2 separate regions of the Homo sapiens genome follow, and region 2 is linked to region 1. A link is an interaction called in ENCODE POLR2A ChIA-PET data of the cell type or tissue named here. Cell type or tissue: PC-9. All regions are shown on one strand. Each heading gives the region's core, and the rest is flanking DNA. Links, peaks and the distances in the headings are about the cores only. Region 1 has its middle 110 kb from the start of LINC01522. Region 2 overlaps LOC105372646 (a long non-coding RNA gene).

The links. Peaks named below come from ENCODE experiments on the same cell type or tissue, not always from the same donor. Only the 100,000 strongest peaks of a DNase experiment are listed, where the experiment ranks them.
Region 2: POLR2A ChIA-PET joins it to region 1 with 5 read pairs; 1 of 35 experiments calls an interaction of 5 or more read pairs at or near these places.

The regions. Positions count from the first base shown.
Region 1 is chr20:48,094,389-48,105,545 of GRCh38, forward strand. No RefSeq gene overlaps it. Among named protein-coding and RNA genes, the nearest start is that of LINC01522, 110 kb to the left of the region's middle. RefSeq lists an enhancer at 75-244. In PC-9, for the core only: no CTCF peak of the experiment used is centred there; a DNase peak (open chromatin) is centred at 5,353.
Region 2 is chr20:48,532,917-48,541,156 of GRCh38, forward strand. It overlaps LOC105372646 (a long non-coding RNA gene), which reads right to left. Exons shown (of 4, transcript XR_936817.4): 3 at 801-1,020. Among named protein-coding and RNA genes, the nearest start is that of LINC00494, 180 kb to the left of the region's middle. In PC-9, for the core only: no CTCF peak of the experiment used is centred there; DNase peaks (open chromatin) are centred at 5,725 and 6,235; H3K4me3 peaks cover 918 bases; H3K27ac peaks cover 3,031 bases.

The DNA.
Region 1 (11,157 bases), core at 3,318-7,317:
CATGTTAGGAAAAGACTTCATCTTATACTTCAAATAGTGTCATGTCAACAGGGACCAGATATTTGCCTAATAAATAGAGACAGCCCCCAATCAGATAAGAACATAACCGGACATGCCCTTTTACTATCATCACCAGGGGACCCTGGAGCTATAAAAAGAGCAGGGCTTCGCCAGCTTAAGATAGCCATCTTAATAGGCACTGCCTTCCTGTCCCTTGTGATCAGCATCCAGGATCTGCCACTGAAGGACTGCCCAAATCAAAGACTATTCTTTGCAAGATGTTGATACCCATCCAGATCAGGCCAGGACACTCTTCTTGTCCACGTCACTCTCCTTGGACTGGTTTGTTAACCATTTTTCCTATCCCCTTTTCTCTTGATGTCAAATGTTATTTTGTTTGATGTGGAATATTTAACCTATAGCATTTATATATTAAGTATACTACTATGTATGGCTTGTAATATTCACTGATTTGCGGATCGTCTTGAATGTGTGTGCCCATGGCTTTGATGACCAAGTGAACGGAGGGTTGGGGTACTAAGAAGAATTGTCTCCTTGGAAACTCCATGTAATTTCTGGCTTTTATGGTTGAAATAGGATCAATAAAAGTCTGACCTTGTGGAAAGATACAAACGTGCATTGACCTGGTTATGTCTGACCTTGTGCCACTCATGACAAACGAATACAGAAAATGTGGTATATACGTACAATGAACCATTATTCAGTCTCAAAAAAAGAGGAAATTCTGACCCATGCTATGACATGGATGAGCCTTGATGACATAATGCTAAAGAAAAGAAATCAGTTATGAAGGAACAAATGTAGACGCTCCTCAACTTACAATGGATTTACGTCCTGGTAAACCCATCATACATTGAAAATGTCATAGGCCAAAAACGCATTTGATACACCTAAGTTGCAGAACATCATAGCTTAGCCCAGCCTACCTTATTCGGAACACTTACATTAGCCTAATTTTGGGTAAAATCATCTAACACAAAGTCTATTTTATAATAAAATGTTGACTATCTTATGTGATTTATTGAATATTGTACTGAAAGTGAAAAACAGAATGGTTGTATGGGAACTCGAAGTGGGGTTCTGCTGCATACGTGTCACTTTCACACCATTGTAAAGTTGAAAAATCCTGTGAGTTGGGACCAGCTGTGCTGATGATTCCACACATACGTAGTACCTGGATAGGAAAATTCATAGAGACAGGAAGGAGAGGGTGGTTGCCAGGGGTGGGGAGAAGGGAGAATGGGGAGTTAGTGTTTAATGAGTACGGAGTTGCAATTTTGCAAGATGAAAAGGATTCTGTGCATGAGTGGTGGTGGTTGCACAACAATGGGAATGTGCTTAATGCCACCAAACTGTCCACTTAAAAATTGTGGAAATGGGCTGGGTGCGGTGGCTCACACCTGTAATCCCAGCACTTTGAGAGGCCGAGGAGGGTGGATCACGAGGTCAAGAGTTCGAGACCAGCCTGACCAACGTGGTGAAACCCTGTCTCTACTAAAAATACAAAAATTAGCTGGGCGTGGTGGCGTGTGCCTGTAATCCCAGCTACTCAGGAGGCTGAGGCAGGAGAATCGCTTGAACCCGGGAGGGGGTGGTTGCAGTGAGCTGAGATCGCACCATTGCACTCCAGTCTGGGCTACAGAGCGAGACTCCACCTTAAAAAAAAAATTGTTAAAATGGTTAATTTTTAAGTGTATTGTTTTACCACAATATAAAATAATATTTTATTTTATTAACTATTATTAACACAATAGTGGTCTTTGGCAACTATGGGATTATTTCAGGGGTTGGCTAAAGGGGTCTCAGCTTCAAAAAGACAAAGCTGAGGAAAAGGGAGAAAAGAGAGTGAGAAACACAGCCAGAAGGGGCTGACCAGGGCTGAGGGAAAGGAAGCTGGGCCAGGGCTGCGGGCGAAGCCCTGTTGAAAGGGCAGGTGAGGCCTCACAGGCAGGGGCTCGAGACCCAGCCAGGTTGAACCTAGGGCTGGCAGGACACTTCCATAGTGATAGGAAGCCCAGCCTCCCTCCCAGTGCCTGGCGTGGGCCGAGGCCTTGTCCATCGAGGCCTGCTCTGTGGATTCAGGAAGAAGACCATAGGCAAGAAATCTTTTCGTTTCGGGAGACAGAAACCTACCTCAAATTGCTGCAAGCCAAAAAGGAATTCATTGGCTCATGTGACTGAGTCATCAAGGGATAACACAGGCTTTGGGCACAGCTGCATTCAGGAATCTGCCTCTCATTCCATCCCTCTGCTTTTCTTCCACTGTTTTCGCTTAATTTGTAGGCAGGTTTTCCCCTCATGATGGCAGAGACGGTCACAAGAAGCTCCAGGCTACATCTTACAGCCCAGCAATTTCAGAAGTATGAAAGAGAGCCCTGGGAGGCCGAGGCGGGCAGATGACCTGAGGTCAGGAGGTAGAGACCAGCCTGGCCAACATGGTGAAATCCCATCTCTACTAAAAACACACAAAAAAATGAGCCAGGTGCAGTGGTGGGTGCCTGTAACCCCAGCTACTTGGGAGGCTGTGGCAGGAGAATCACTTGAACCTGTGAGGTGGAGGTTGCAGTGAGCCAAGATCATGCCACTGCACTCCACCCTGGGCAACAAGTGAAACTGTCTCCAAAAAAAAAAAAGAAAAAGGAAAAAAAAAGGAAGCGAGACCAGATCCTCAGAGCGCTGAGTGCTGGCTAACCTCCCTCATTGGCCGGGCATGGTCATGTGACCATCTTCCATTCAAAACTTTGCCCAGCAGAATGGATAACTCTGATTGGCCAGGCTGAGGTCACATGTCCACTCCTGGAGCCAAGGGTGGGGTCAGCCCCACACTAACTACAGGGAGAAGAGGTGGTTCTCCAGAGGGAAGACAACTGCTGCTACCATAAGCTGCAGAATGCATGCGAGGCAGACAAAACCTGGAAGGCCATGCCAGTGCTCCTTCCCCATAAGACCCACTGGACAAGGCAGCACCAGGTTCCTGGGCTCAGACATAAGAATGAGGCAGAAGCCAACAGACAGTAGAAAACCTGTTCTCTGTAGCTTCCAAGGAATGACGGGCCACAGGGCACCTTTGGCCTGATCCTTCTGCAGACCTGGCATTGCCCGGAGAGGCTATCCTCGGACACCCTAGTGAGATGACCGCATGCCCACACCCTCACTGACAAGCAGCCCACTTGCTGCCCGAAGGAGACTGAGTGGTGGCACTGTCCTCTCTCTCTGGCCAGGAGGCTGGCATTTGGCAGAGCTGCCAGTACTGGCAGCTGAGAGCTTCTCAGGGTCCATGCCAAGTGGTGTGACCCAGTGGGACTGAGTGTGAAACACCTGGCCCAGTGCATTTCTGAGCCAGACAAAGCCAGCCTCTCTGTGCACTGGGCATGAAAAGCAAGACCAGGCAGCCACGACTGAGGGACACCAGGGCATCAGCAGCTTGATGGGGAGACCAATTGTACTTTGACCCCATCAGCAGGAGAAACTCAGATACAATCCTTAAGCACGACTAGAGTGGGTGAGAGCAAGAGGGGGCAGAGGAAAGATACAAGGAGGCAGCTCAAACCCTCCCACAACTTCAAAGTGGGAACGGATTCCTCAGGACCCTCTCCTGGGCTCATTCACTATCTCCTCTTTCTTCTCACAAGCACATCCATTTTACAGGGCCCAAGGAAGAAGGTGAGGGTAGATGGGTTGGAAACTAGGAATGTCTTCCATTATTCACTTTTCTCATAATAATAGCACTCCTGAATTCTAGCTGGGTGTACAGCTGCACAGAGTGAAGACTACATTTCCCAGCCTTCTCAGGGCTGGGTGTGGCCATGTGACCAGGCTCTGGCCAATGAGACTGAGCAGAAGTGGTGAATGTGACTCCCTTCTGGAGTCCTCAAAGGGCAAGGATGGCAGCTCTCCCTTTCATGTGGTTGGAACCCAGACATGTCAGGGAGCTGTCATGGGCCATGTGGAAGAGGGGCACACCCTAGGGACGGCAACCACAAGACAGAGGGAGCCCGGTGCCTGCCTGACCCCATTGTAGAGTGGAGCTGCCCTACCACCTATGTTGAGGTCACTGTTGCTTTGGGTCTTTGCAGCAGCAGCCTAACTTATAGACCAGCTCTTCCAGATTGGAGGAAGAATCCAGAGAATTCCCCTCAAATACACCAGTGCCCTTCAGAAGAATGAAGTCAAAACACGGAGACAGAATCCTGGGACCTAGGGTGGGAAAGAATGGAGTCTAAGCTCTGCCCACCCATTCAGCAGGTAGGCAAGGTGAGCCTGTCTGCCACTGTTCCTGCTCTGAGGATAAGGAGGTGAAACAACCTGGTCAACAGCATTACCTCCTGGTGCTGACAGTTCCTGTGTGGGAAAACAGACAATCAATAAGTTAAAAACAAACAAACAAAAAAAGATGATATTTTTCTGAGAGTGGTGAGTCCTCTGAAGAAAGCAAGCAGGCCCGCTGGTGGGAAAGGCTAGTTTATGTTGAGTGGTCAGAGGAGCTGGCATCAGAGCTAAAATCTGCAAGTGGAGAAGAAGCTGCATGGGAAGACTTTCACAGTGAGGGAACAGCAGGGGCAAAATCCCAGAGGCAGGAACAGCTTTGCACAATCTCCTAAGAAAAATCTTATGATCCTAAGAGCTACACAGCATGCTTACTGCGCATTAGGAGTGGTTCTTGGCATTCCTATGTGTCATATCCTTTAACCCTCACCCCTAAGGTAGGCGTGATGATTTTCTTCTTCATTTTACAAAGCATGAAACTGAGACGGAGGGATGTTTAATCAACTTGCCTAGGTCCCACTGCTGATAAACAATCGAGCCAGGCTTAGAACTCCCTCCCTTCCCTCCCAGGCTGGGAACTCTCTCCCCTTCTGCACTTCCGTTTTACCACCGAGCCTTAAATCCTGCAGTGGCTTGAAAAATATAAACCCTGTAGTTGTCAGAGCTAATGAGGACAGGCCTGTCCTGTGGCCTCTACCCCATCCAGATCCCTGGCTGGCTTATTGAGGTGTCATAAAACCTCACTGAGTGAATATATGGAGAACATCCTTGCCTAAAAGGACGGTCAGGGGCACAGAACAACATTTCTTTCCTTCTTATTTCTCTAATGGAGCAGACCGTCTTGAAGCTGTAACTCAAGCCAATGTGGCAATCCACAATCAGCCATCACTGAGTGCCAGGGGTGGGTCAGCACTTATGCCAGGATCCTGGGGTTAAAAGGTGAATAGACCACGGATCTCAGCCCCCTCAAAGATTTTGGTGCCCATCCCAGCCAAGCTCCTATGGCTTTTATTTCCTTGAAAAGCAGCATCTGAGCAGAACAGCTAAAGAAGGCCAAGTAAGAAGCAGTCTTGGCTGAGTGTGATGACTCACGCCTGTAATCCCAGCACTTTGGGAGGCTGAGGCGGGCAGATCACTTGAGCCTAGGAGTTCGTGACTGACCTGGGAAACATGGCAAAATCCTGACTCTACAAAAAATACAAAAAATTAGCCAGGCATAGTGGTGCATGCTGGTGGTCCCAGCTACCCAGAAGGCTGAGGCTGGAGGATTGCTTGAGCCCGGGGAGATGGAGGCTGCAGTGAGCTGAGATTGCACCACTGCACTCGGCCACTGCCTTCATTCAGTTCCCTGTTTCTTTTGCTGTCATCTGCTACTGATCTCTTTGTTTCCAGTCTTGTCCTAAAATCCCATTTCCAGAGATCCTGTCTAAAAAAAAAAGAAGCACACAGTCTTGTTGCAAAGGAATCAAAGATCAATAAAATTAATGTCCTGTGAATAAAACCATGAATGAAAGCCCCTCTTTGCCCCAGTTTCCCCTTCACTTCCACTTCCCTCCCTGAAAGCCAACCTTATCAATGGTTTGTATCCTTTCCTAGAGTTTGGTTTTGCGTAAATAGGGGTACAATGCTTTAGATATTGCTGATCCTTTTGATTCCGCTTGTGTCCCCTGATACTTTTGCCTCCCAAATATTTCCTAACGTCCACCCCCTTCTCTGCAGCCATTGCCCTCATTCAGGTTCCTATTTCTCTTGCTGTCATCTGCTGCAGATCTCCCTGTCTCCAGCCTTGTCCTAAAATCCCAATTTCAGGATCCTGCTGGAGAAATCTAATTAAAATGCAAATAAAACCACGTAAGGGACATTTGAGACATTCTGAAGCTACCCAGCATCTTCTGAATGTCCACCTGGTGTTGAGATAGTCTCCCATTGTGCAGTTTCTACCTCTCCAGGAAAGAAACCAGAAGACATTCATCCAGACTCCCTTGCTGCTGGGGGCAGTCATGTGACTTTGGCTTCTCCAATCATATCCTCTCATTTGAGGCTATGATTTGGGAGGGAATATGGAGGCAGCTTAGACAGACAGAACTGAGGTTTTCTTAAAGCGAGGGAGTGGAGGCATCTGGTTGTTCTGGGGTGGCAGGTGCACTTTCTGGTGTCTAGTGCCCCGTGGTTTGGTGCAACTCCTAGCTGTGTGTTTCCTGATCTATGCGCTGGCCCTTTGGAAGAGTCTCTGTGCCACCTACTACCCTTTAATGAATTTCTGTTTTGCGTAAGCCAGAGTGGATTCTGTTGTTTGCAATGAAGCAGACTGATTGTTACAGATCACATCACTCTCCTATACAAACTCTTCCTGTGTAAAAGTTTTCATTGGTTCCCCTGCCTGCCTGCTCGCCCCCCTAGCCTCTCCTTCTGGTGCCCTCATTTCACATTTGTACTCCAAATATACACCAACTGTATGCTCTGCACCGCTCCTCCTTTTATGCTATTCTGTGTACTGAAATTTTTATCTTACTACTGGCTGTGATGTGCCCACTTCTCAGAAGAGACAGCTGAGTCTCATGGACATGGTCACATGGTGCTGCAGAGCCAGGATCAGGACTCAGTCTCCTGCCCTTCCATCAAACACACGATCTTGCTTTGGAGAAAGCGTCAACACCACTCAACCACTTTCAGGCTGAGGCCCCTTCTCCTTTGTGCTGAATGAAAGATCCTGTTAAACCCCCTTTCCCTGATGCCCCTTTGCCCACAGCACATGCACCACACCATGCCTAGGCTATGCTCCCTCTCCAGGCTCAGGCACCACCCCACACACTCTCCTTTGCCCAGGGAGCTTCCTCTGCCCAAACTGTCTTCCCCATCTCTGTGGTCTGGCTTTGAAGCCAGACTCCGTGGGTTCAAATCCTGACTCTGTCTCTTCTGAGATTAGGCAAGTCACTAAATCTCTCTATGGCTCAGTTGCCTTGTCTATAAAATTAAGATGGTGATGGTAGCCCCCTTAAGTGTGTTGAGTGGAATAACAGAAAAACACGGATGAGTCACTTAGAAGAGTGGCTGGCACTTAGTGCACACACGGTCAACGTTAGCTACTATTATTATTATTAATTGTTTTTTTTGAGACAGAGTCTCGCTCTGTCGCCCAGGCTGGAGTGCAGTGGTGCGATCTCAGCTCACTGCAAGCTCTGCCTCCCAGGTTCACGCCATTTTCCTGCCTCAGAGTAGCTACTCCCAGAGTAGCTGGGACTACAGGCACCTGCCACCACGCCCGCCTAATTTTCTTTTGTATTTTTAGTAGAGACAGGGTTTCACCGTGTTAGCCAGGATGGTCTTGATCTCCTGACCTCGTGATCTGCCCGCCTCAGCCTCCCAAAGTGCTGGGATTATAGGCGTGAGCCACTGCGTCCGGCCGTCAGCTACCATTATTTTTTATCATTATCATCATCATCTGGCAAAGTCTACATCTGCCCACCTCTCATGGCCCCTGTTCCCTCCGGGCATCCTCTCTCCAGTGGGAGGAGGAATCATTGCTTTCCACTTGCGGCTCCCAGGGCACCTGCACCTAGTCCTTACTTAAAGCACATGCCATGCCTCTTCTGAGTGCTACAGGCAGGAAGCAGAGTGGATGCTTAAGAGGCTGGACTCTGGAACCAGAAGGACTGGTTTCATTCCCTGGCTGTAGCTGCTTATGAGCTGTGTGACCTTGGGCAAGTGACTTAACCTCTCTGTGTGTGCCTCCGTTTCCTGGGGAAAATGGAGATGATAATAGGAGCGATTTCATGGAGTAGGTGTGGAGACCCAACCAATCTGTTCATCCTTTGTCTGGCACACGGGAAGCGATCAATACATGTTGGCTCATCTTAGTTGTTTACTGCCTGTCTTGCGCTCAACACTGTGGGTGTCTTCAGGGCACAAACCAGGCTTTATTTACCTTTGTGCTCCTGGCACCCCATGCAGTGCCTGGCCCTGTGAGTTGCCACGTAGGTGCCCTGCACTTGTGGTCTGCTCTCATGTCAGTTGTTTCTTTCATGCCTCCCACCTGAAGGGCACTGTTTCAGGCTGAACAAGTAGAAGATTGCCGCCCACCACACTTAATTCTCTTTTGGGCTGCTGGCCCAGGAGCTGAAGAAGGCCTAGGGCCTGGGGGACTGTTAGCTGTGGGGAGCTGGCACTTCTCGACAGGGGCCTTGCGGACCACCCGCTTTGATCCTTGATCGGGAGCATTTAGGACCTCATTTGGACTCATTGCGAAGGATGCCTCACACAGAAGGCCATGGCATATGCGATCTCTCAGGCTGTGCCAGATGGTGGGGCTTTGGCGGAGCTCCCTCTGTATCTGCAAGCCCGCTGACCCATTCAGAGGCTCCAAACTGCAAGAGAGAAATGATAATGGTGCTTTGAAATGACTGGAGCTGGGAGATGGCAAGGAGCCTGGCAAAGAAGGAACACACCGTTGTCGCTGGTACTTAGCTGTATTCATGGACCAGCAAAGCAAGATGGATTCCAGCCAGCTTAATGAGCCCCCTCGGTTAGCTGCCTGATTCATTCAATTTGACCACCATGCAAAAGATCTAGAATAGAACAGTGGTTAAGAGATCGGGACCTGGGGCCCTACTGCCTGGGCTCAGATCCAAGCTTCTCTGCTTACCAGTTGTGTGAACTTTTGACAAAGAACTTTAATGCTCTATGCCTCATTTCCTTATCTGCAAGATGGGAATATTTTTGCTATAACAGTGGGAGGACATACTGGATCGACAATGCTGTTTGCCTGTGTATCAGTGTGACAGAAGCTAACTCTTACACAGTTCTTACCACATTCCAGGAACTGTTCGTCACGTGGGCTTGCTCATTTCATCCTTACAACCACCCCGCCCACCAGGGAGATGCTATTATTATCTCTATTTTTTAAAATAAGCAAAGTAAAGGGAGTTGAAACAATACATTCAAGGTCACAGTGCTTGAAATTCAAACTTAAGCAGTCTGGCTTACAATTCATGTTCTTACCGTCATGCTGTGCTGCCTGCCAATATGATATAGATCTAATCAAAGACAGATAGATTCTTGCCCTGAAGCAAGTGTTTGTGATTTACTCTGGGAGATTAAAAAGAAGCCGTGTATGCACAAACTTAAGACAAACACATGCTATCTGCTTAGTTAACTGATGATGATCAATCAAGCTTTTCTCCCTCAAATAAATGGAATTAGGATGATCTTGGCTGTAAGTAACAGTTAACCCAACTCAAAGTGTCTTCAACAACCATGACTTTGATGATTAGTATTACTCACCTAGGAGTTCAGGTAGCTGCTGGTTGGTTAATCCAGGGGCTCAAAGACATAAGTAAAGAACTTAGTTCTTTCTCATTTTGTGTTCTGCGATCTTTGGGGCATCAGCTCCATCCACAGGCCAACACTTCTGTTGACAAGATGGCTGATCACAGTTCCAGGCAGTTCCAGATGTGAGAAATGTATGAGAGAGGAGAGAGGAGGGGTTGGTCTTTCTTGGTTATCCTCTTAGAAGCCTGAAAATATTCTCTGGAATCTTCCAGAAGACTCTGCATTGGGTCTCCTTGGCCACTATGGGGTCACATGCACCTTCCTAGACCAGTCACTGGCAGGAAGGTCAGTGAGGGTGCCATGATTGGTCTCATCTGGTGCCAACTGGATACTGGGGAGCCAACAGCCCTGGCCACGGCACATGCTTTGTGCTTTTCTACTTTCCTCCACTTGCTTCAGCCATTCCTCCTGCAGAATGCCTGGTCTATTCCTACATATCATAATGGTTCACTGTCTAGAATCATTTTAGTTGCAAGTAACAGGAAATCCAACCAAAGGTGGTTTAAATAAAGAAACCCAGAGACAAGCAGTCCTGAGCCAGTGCTGTGTCAGTCATTGATGTATCAGGGGCCTGGGACTTTCTGTCTTAGTGCTCTTTATCCTCAGTGCACTGGTTTTCACCCACAGGTGCACTGCTGTCTAGTTCTAAAATGGCTGCTTCACCTCCAGGCAGGAAAGAGAGAGAAGGGAGTTGGGGTAGGAAGGCATTCTCAGGAACCCTCCTGCAGCTTTCTATTTACATCTTATTAGCTGGAACTGGGCCATGTGACCACTGTTAGCTGCAAGGGAGGCTGGGAAAGTGAATGCCTTAGCTGGGCACTTTGCCACCTCGAACAAAGCCAGAGTCCTTTGGTTAGAAGAAAGAAGAGGATACTGGGCAACTAGCAGTGTCTGCCACACCTTTCTTTAAGGATCAACTCACACTGCACACCACTGCATCCTTCCCTCTTTATCCCTAGGGCATAGGCTGCCTGTCCCCTTCTGAGAAACTAAAGTGAAAAAGGAAGAGAAGAAAAGAATCTAATGAAATGATTTACCTATTTCAGCTCGAAACCCTGCCATGGTGCTGCAGACAGAGTATCTTGGTAGGTCAGGGAAATTGAGGCTCAGAGGGCAGTACTGACTTGCCAAGGTCATGGTTAACTATGAGACTCAGCAGGAATGTGAATCTGGGTTTGTTCCACTTGCCTGCCCTCTCCTCTACACCGTGCTCCCATGGAAGCCCCAGGTAGCCTGAGTAAGTGGTCACTGAATGCTCATGGAAAGTTCTCCTGTTAACTGGGAGGGAGATAACTCATCTCTCCCAGTTATACCGTACAGTCCTCAAGGTCAGAACTGATGCCTGTGCTCCCACTACAAGGTCGAGAAGCCTGTCAAGGGCCCATCACAATTGCCTCCTAGCAGAGGACAGGCCAGGCCATTGTGGACTGTAGTTGACATGAGCACAATTTGCAGATTCTTTTTGACTCTAAAAACCCAAGAACATTGCTTCTGACTGTGGCGAGAACATTAAGCTTTCAAATAGGCACCGCGCTACGACAG
Region 2 (8,240 bases), core at 3,429-7,428, 440 kb after region 1:
AGGCCATTTACCTTAAGTTAAATAACTCAGAAAGTCAAAACTGCATGTTCTCACTTATAAGTGGGACCTAAATTATGTGTGCATGTGGATATAGAGTGTGGAATAATAGACATTGGAGACTCCAAAGGGTGGGAGGGCTACAGCAGGGTTACGGATGAGAAATTCCTTAATGGGTACAATGTACATTAGTGGAGCGATGATGACACTAAAAGCCCAAGCTTCAGCACTATGTGGCATATCCACATTAACAAAACCGTACTCCTGCCCCTTTGATTTATACAAATAAACTCTTCAACCACACCTTGGTGATTGAGCCATTTGTGTCCTGCCATTTGTTCTCTGACAGGTACACCTGGCTATTTGTTTCCTTTCATAGTCATTATTATGACCTGAAGTACTGGAGAATGTCATCAAATCTAAGATGCCAGCAACTATAAGATGCACCATTATTTTACACACTGCTGAGAAGGGAAAAACACTGACAAACTGCAACACAATGACACTATTAAGATGCACTCCAATTTTAAATATTAAAATGTGCAACAAATGGTGTATTTCCAAATCAACAAAATATATTATGAATTGTGTTTTTTGTCTACCTCCTCCCCAGGAGTGTAAGCTCCCTGAGGGCAGGGAGGTTGTCTGATTTCTTCCCTGTTGCATCCCAATGTTTGGCTCATGGTAGGGGCTCAAGAGATACTTTTTGGATGAAAGAATAACATCCAGCCCTCCATGAGCACTCCTGCTCCTCAGGGTGTAACCCTGGCACACAGCATGCTGAGCCATGGTAGAGCACTTACCACTTTCCTATGATGATTTGGAAATGTCCTGTCATCCTCTTTCACCACCGAACCTTCCAGGACCGACTCCATCTTCTCTCCCAGCCTGAGCCAGAGGCTCGAATGAAGGTGGGGACTTCCAAGCTTCACTCTCAAGGTCTCCGAGAGCTTTGCCCTTCCCTAGCCCCAACGCTATTGCTGGTTAACTTTCCTGCAGTCTCAGACACCTGGGAGCCAAAGTCTTATGGAAACAAAATGGAAATGTACATAAGAGCCCTTGGGGATTTGCAGAGGCAACATTCCCAAGGCTTAATCACATGGAATTGTTCATATAGAGCTTCTTCCAGCTTGATGTGAAGGGATTTAAACCCCTTCCTTCAATTTTATTTCCCAGCCTGCTGTGGGGATGTGTGTAATTCTTATCTCCGTCACAGTTAATCAAGCGCCCATACTAAGGAGATAACGTCCCTTCCCTCCGCACCTGACTTAGGGAATTAAACGGCTGCATATCTGTTGCTCCAACTGCATGGAAGTCCACAGTCCTCCCCAAACCTCACCTCGAGCTTTTCAAGTAATGGATTTCGATAAGGGCATAATAATCACCATCTTCTTTCAGTTTAAAAATGCAGTGCTGGGTAAAATAATGTTTCTAGTAAGAGCAGAAAACATGGGAATATCGTGGATAAAGTGCAGACAGAAATTGGCGATAAGGGAGGTGGGGAGATGGGAAGCTCTGGGTGAAGATGAAGATGGGGACAGGGTGGGGATGAGGTCCTGGAGTGCGGGTAATAAGGAAACCTAAAGCTGCCAACATAATTAAGACTGCCCGAGCCAGGAGACACACGGGGCATTTTTTAAGGATGTAAGGTGTGAGAGGTCATTAAACTAAGTTACCAGAGCTTCCAAGAGACAAGGAGAGTAATTGAATGAGAGGCCCTGACATTGCAGAAAGTCTAAATTAATTCTTTTCTTGGCTGCTCATGCAGGATGAAAAAGCAGTTACCAGAAATAAAAGATAACCAAAATATTTTTGAACATACACAAAATGAGTGTGTGAGGGGGGAGTATAACTATATACCTACGGAGAGAAGAGAAAGAAGTGGAGAAATGAGGGGGGCAGGGAAAGAAACCCTAATAAAGGGAATTGAAAAAATCATTCATTTTTTGATGTTACAGTGGGAGTTTCTGTGACACAAATATACTTGAAAAGCTGCCTTTGACCTGCCTTTTGAGCCATAGTTGATACTTACCTCATGCAGGGCAGGTAAGCCCCACAGTGGGGCTTAGTTCAGGAGGGTTCTTGGCTTTGTGCAAGAAAGAATTCAAGGGCAAACCGGAGGCAGAAGAAAACAGCTTTATTAGAGAGCCAGTATTACTGCTCTGTGACCGCTCCTGCAGAGCAGGGCTACCGCATAGGCAGAGAGGAGCAGCTCAGAGCAGTTTTGCAGTCATATTTATACCCACTTTTGTTTTTGTTTTTGTTTTTGTTTGAGACAGAGTCTCGCTCTGTTGCCCAGGCTGCAGTTCAGTAGGCCATCTCAGCTCACTGCAACCTCTGCCTCCTGGGTTCAAGTGATTCTCCTGCCTCAGCCACCTGAGTAGCTGGGATTACAGGTGTGCACCACCACACTCAGCTAATTTTTATATTTTTAGTAGAGATGGGGTTTTGCCACGTTGGCCAGGCTAGTCTTGGAGTCCTGGCCTCAAGTGATCCACCTCCCTCGGCCTCCCAAAGGGCTGTGATTACAGGTGTGAGCCACCATGCCCGGCCTTATACCTACTTTTAAAAACATTCTTCTAGGGAAAGGAGAGTAACTTTTGGGTATTCACGTCATTGCCATGGAAAGGGGTATTAACTCCCGGGTGTTGCCATGGCAATGGTAAACTGACATGGCACACTGGTGGGCATGTCTGATGAAAAGCTGCTTCCACCCAAGCTCTGTTTTAGCAAGCACAGATTTTGGTCCAGTGTCTGAGCCCCACCTCTGGAGTTGAGTCCCGCCTCCTACCTCACACTTCCAGGTCCCAGGCTTTGCAGGAACCACAGCAGCCCCTTAGAGCTGTCAGGGAGCCAGGGCCAAGGCCGCATTGCCCATTCTTTGTCCTGTGAATCCTACATCCTCACTGCCTGCACAGATGTCCCCAAATCCCCACTCCAGGGTGAGCGCAATACATTCCAACACCACTGCCTGCTCTCTTCTACTCAGAGCTTCACGAATCCCAGAGTGTGAAATCTTTGCACAAACCAAACATGGCACTCGGTAACATTACATCCTATACAGTCTCTCTTGGTTCTTCCAATTACCTCAAAGAAAACATCTTGATTTGGTGCTGATGTGCCTCTCCCACCTCTCCAAGCCCAGCTTTTCATCCTTTCCAACAAAGAAAGAGAAGCCCCCAGGCTTACTGCAGAATATGGCACCTCTGCTTAAGTTTACTGTTTTTATTTTTACAGTTACCTTCCTTCCCAGCAAGAGATGCTGGTTTCACATTTACTCTGGATGATTTAAGTGTTTCTTTCAAATAAAAGTTTTTTAGTGAAAAAAAAATGGGTTTATTTAAAGAAAGCTATCAGAGATCAGCAAACTACAGCCCTGAGGCCAACTGCCTATTTTTGTAAATCAAGTTTTCCTGGGACACCGCAGTGCTGATCTGTGTATAAATCGTCTCTGGCTATGGCTGCCTGGCATTATGACAGCAAAGCAGGGCACTTGCAACAGAGGCCATGTGTCCCACAAAGCCCAAAATATTCACTCTCTGGCACTTGCCAGAAAATGTTTGGCCACCCCAGGAGCAAAGGATCATCCTGGGGAAAGTGGAGACAGTGGCAGGTGAATGATTTAAATTGAGTAAATAGGGAACCCTGGTTAGGAGCTTGGACCCCAGGGTGAGACAGCACAAGGTGAACCCCAACTCCCCTATAGACCATTGAGTCCCTTCTCGTGGAGGATCCTAGGCTCCCTCATCTGTAAAGTGGGAGAACAGGCCCCACATGAGGCTCTTGTGCAGACTGGTGAGATACTGCGTGCAAGGCATAGGTCTGTGCCTGCCGCAAGGTAGACAGCCAGTAAGTGGCCACCTTGAGTATTACCAGGGCAGGAGGTGAGAAAATCCATTTATCACCAGCTGAGATAAGAGTTGCCCAGAGAAGAACTATTCAGACTTGAGTAGGGATGTGAAGTTGAGGTCAAAGGCAGGAGGTAGAAAGGGATGGGGTTGCTAAGCAACACATCCAGATGCTGGAGGTGGCAGAAGTGGCCAAGGGACCAGGGCACAGATAAAATTACCCACCTGTGTTGCTCCAACGTCACCAGTAAAATCTGTCCGTCACAGCTGCCAGGAACATGGAATTTGAGAAGACTAATAACAAGGAAAGGCCAGGACTGGTGGCTCATGCCTATAGAGCTTCAAGAGGCCAAGGTGGGATGATTGCTTGAGGCCAGGAGTTCAAGACCAGTGCCAACAAAAAGATTGAAACTCTGTAAAATATTTGAAGAGATTTATTCTGAGCCAAATATGAGTGACCATATTAGGGGCTCATGACACAGCCCCAGGAGATCCTAGAACATGTGCCCAAGGTGTTGGGCTATGGCTTGGTTTTATATGTTTAAGGGAGACATAAGACATCAATCAATACAGGTAAGATATATATTGGTTTGGTCAGGAAAGGTGGGACAACTCGAAGGGTGCGAGGGGTGGGGCTTCCAGGTCATAGGTGGATTCAAAGATTTTCTGATTGGCAATTGGTTGAAAGTGCTAACTTATTACCTAAAGTCCTGGAATCAATAGAAGGGAGTGTCTGGGTTAAGATAAGGGGTTATGGAGACCAAGGTTTTATCATACAGATGAAGCCTCCAGGAGCAGCCTTCAGAGCTCTAATCAGGCCTAAAAAGGTCTCTTTTTTAGACTCTTAGTTAATTCTCTCCCAGGTCAGGAATTAGGCCTGGAAAGGGAAAGAGATTCTCTACAGAATGTAGATTTTTCCCACCAGAGACAGCTTTGCAGGGCCATTTCAAAATAGGTCCAATTAATATATTTTAGGGTAAAATACTTGGATTTCTTTCAGAACCTGCTGTCATTTTGTGATGTGTCACAATGCTACAAAGAGTCATTTGTCAGCCTTTAGGTCTCTGCCTTAATGTTAATGCTGGTCAGCTGTGCCTCAATTCCAACAAGAGGAAGGCATAAGCCATTCCCATCGTGCCCTGCACTCTCGTTCCAGGTTTACTTTGGAATGCCCTTTGCTGAGAGGAGGGATCCATTCACTTGGTTGAGGGCCTCAGAATTTTATTTTTTGGTTTACACCAGTCTGGGCAACACAGTGAGAATCTGTCTCTACAAAAAAAATTTTTTAAAAATTAGCAGGGCATGGTGGCACACACCTGTAGTCTCAGCTACTCAGGAGGCTGAAGCGAGAGGATCGCTTGAGCCCAGGAGTTCAAGGCTGCAGCAAGCTATGATTGCACCACTGCACTCCAGCCTGGGTGACGGCAAGACCCTGACTCTAAGGAAACAAAAACAAAAAAAAAAAATACAAGGAGGAGCCCACACCATGCTTGGATGTGTCAACCTTAAATAATGAGTTTCAGAAATTATGACTAACTATAGTGTTTGAGCTCGAAGCTTGAGGATGACCACCCGGAAGCATAGATCCAATTTGCCCTGAACATGCAAGATAATTAGCCAGAGTTACAAGTGGGTTTTTAAGGAAAAAAGAAGAGGCACTTTCTAAGTTGTTCACCAAGAATTTGCATTAAAATAACACAGACCATTGACTGGCTACACATTGTTCTTTGTATCACAAACTCCAGGAACATCAAGATAATCGGGAAGGCAGCTAGTCATGACTAAAACGCCTTTAAACTCTTGCTCCTGGGCATGGGGCCAGAGGGGTGACTGAAGTTTCATACTCATGTCTCCCTGGACCTGATACCTTCTGCATACCTAACATAGCTCAGATTTCTCTGGGCTATTTTTTTTCCCAAGATGAATGGACTCCTGCAGAAACAAGACGGGCAGCTACAAGAAACAATGTGGAGAGTTAAGAGCTCAGCAGAGGCCAGAAACGAGAGCTGGGAGGAGCAGGAAAAAATGTCAGCTTCATGCTGCGGAAATCTTGAGGATAGCTATGGACATTTGGACAGTCTACATTTGGGATTCAAACACCCAGGTTATGATGAGATTCTGTGGTCCTTTCAAGCTGGAATTGTTGGTGACCTGAACAAATTTATTGTGAAAATAACAGGAACAGGTAAGCCAGTCAGGACCCTCAGGCCATAGATACACAGACAGGGGATGTGTCCTGCATTCCATGAACACAGGGGTTCTGACCTCAGCTGTTCATCTCTCCACGAATCTGCTTTTTCCTTGAGCTTGTGTGAGATTACGCCCGTATTTGTCAGTGTTACCATCATTTGACCTGGATATGCCACAAAAGCCAAAGACTATTATTTGGAACTTGGGTTTGGGGTAAATATTTACCTTGTTACCAAATTCCTCCCTTTGGTCCCCACTTCTTCCTGAGTCATGCCTGAGGCAGTCCCTTTCTGGAACCCTCCAGTTATCTGCACCAATAAATCCTTTTTTCCCCTCAGACTGTGGGGTTGGGTTTTCCATCGTTCAGCAAATGAACAATTCCCAATTTATAGAAACCAGAGAAGGTAGGTACAATTACCCTCCCAATGTTACTGAACCAAAGCTGGGTCTGCTCACCTGGTGCAGCAAAGCCAAGCACTGACACTGAGGTTTGTAGCAAGAGAAACAAGGCTTTAAGGTAGGGCACCAGCAAGGAGAATCAGGCAGCTGATGCTTGAGATGCAAACTTCTTAGGGGCTTATAAGGAAGGGTTTTTAAAGGCAGGGGTAAGTTTCAGGAAAGGAGAAGTTGCCAGCAAAATCATAAACCAATACATGGATGTTACATATTGGTCTACCTTTAAAAAGGCAGGATATTTTGGATTGGGGGCTTGAAGGTCACAGGTGGATTCAGAGATTCTTTGATTTGCAATGGATTTAAAAAACAAGGTTTGTCTAAAATACTTAGGGTCAGCTGAAAGGAATGTTAAGGTTTGGCCTATAGGTGTGACTCTCTACAGGCCCCTCAGGAAGAGATTTAGAACAAAATTGGGGGTCAGGTTCAGTCCCAGTTCCCCTTTATCTGAGGTCTGCATGAAAACAGTCAGCATTTTCCATCTGGTGGGGTCCTAGCTCCTGAAAAACAACTCACTCAAGGACATGGGTCAAGATGTTCTCTTTTACTTTCTATAGGGAACTGGGATGGTTGAGTGTCAACTTGATTGGATTAAAGGATACAAAGTATTGTTTCTGGGTGTGTCTGTGAGAGTGTTGCCAAAGGAGATTAACATTTGAGTCAGTGGACTAGGAAAGGCAGACCCACCCTCAATCTGGCTGGGTACCATCTAATCAGCTGCCAGTGCAGCTAGAATGTAAGCAGGCAGAAGAACACGGACCGACTAGGCTTGCTGAGTCTTCCAGCCTTCATCTTTCCGCTGGATGCTTCCTGCACTCAAACATCAGACTCCAAGTTCTTCAGCTTTTGCACTCTTGGACTTACACCAAGAGTTTGCCAACGGCTCTAGGGCCTTCAGCCACAGACCGAAGTCTGCAATGTCGGCTTCCCTGCTTTTGAGGTTTTGGGACTTGGACTGGCTTCCTTGCTCCTCAGCTTGCAGATGACCTATTGTGGGACTTCACCTTGTGATTGTGTGAGTCAATACTCATTAATAAATTCCCTTTCGTATATACATCAATCCTATCAGTTCTTTCCCTCTAGGGAACCCTAATACAGGAACCTAACATCTTGTGACTCTGGCTTACTTGGGTGGCTTTTATTATTACCTTCTTGCTTAGCAGGTGACATGGTTTGGATCTGTGTCCCTGTCCAAATCTCACGTGGAATTGTAATCCCCGATGTTGGAGGTGAGGCCTGAAGGGAGGCGACTGGATCATGGGAGCGGTTTCTCATGGATGGGTTAACAGCATCCTCTTGGTGCTGCTCGTGATAGAGCTCGTGAAATCCGGTTGTTTAAAAATGTGTAGCACCCACTCCCCCTTCTCTTTCTCCTGCTCAACCATGTGAAGTGCGGGCTCCCCCTTTGCCTTCCGCCATGATTGTGAGCCCCCTAAGGCCTCCCCAGAAGCAGATGCTGCCATGCTTCCTGTACAGTCTGTGGAAGCATGAGCCAACTAAACCTCCTGTCTTTATAAATTGCCCAGTCTCAGGTATTTCTCTACAGCAGTGCAAGAATGGACTAATATAGCAGGTTATTCATTTACTTCCCTAATTGCTGGCTGCAGAACTAGTTAGGTGCTTGGAATCTTCCTTGAAGGGACTCAAATTTTTTCCTTTATCTTTATGTGGGTGGGTGTTGCGGGGGGGTGGGGGGGAGCCTGGCAGACCTCTAAAAGGGGTCCCTGCTCCATCTCACCCGTTATACAGACA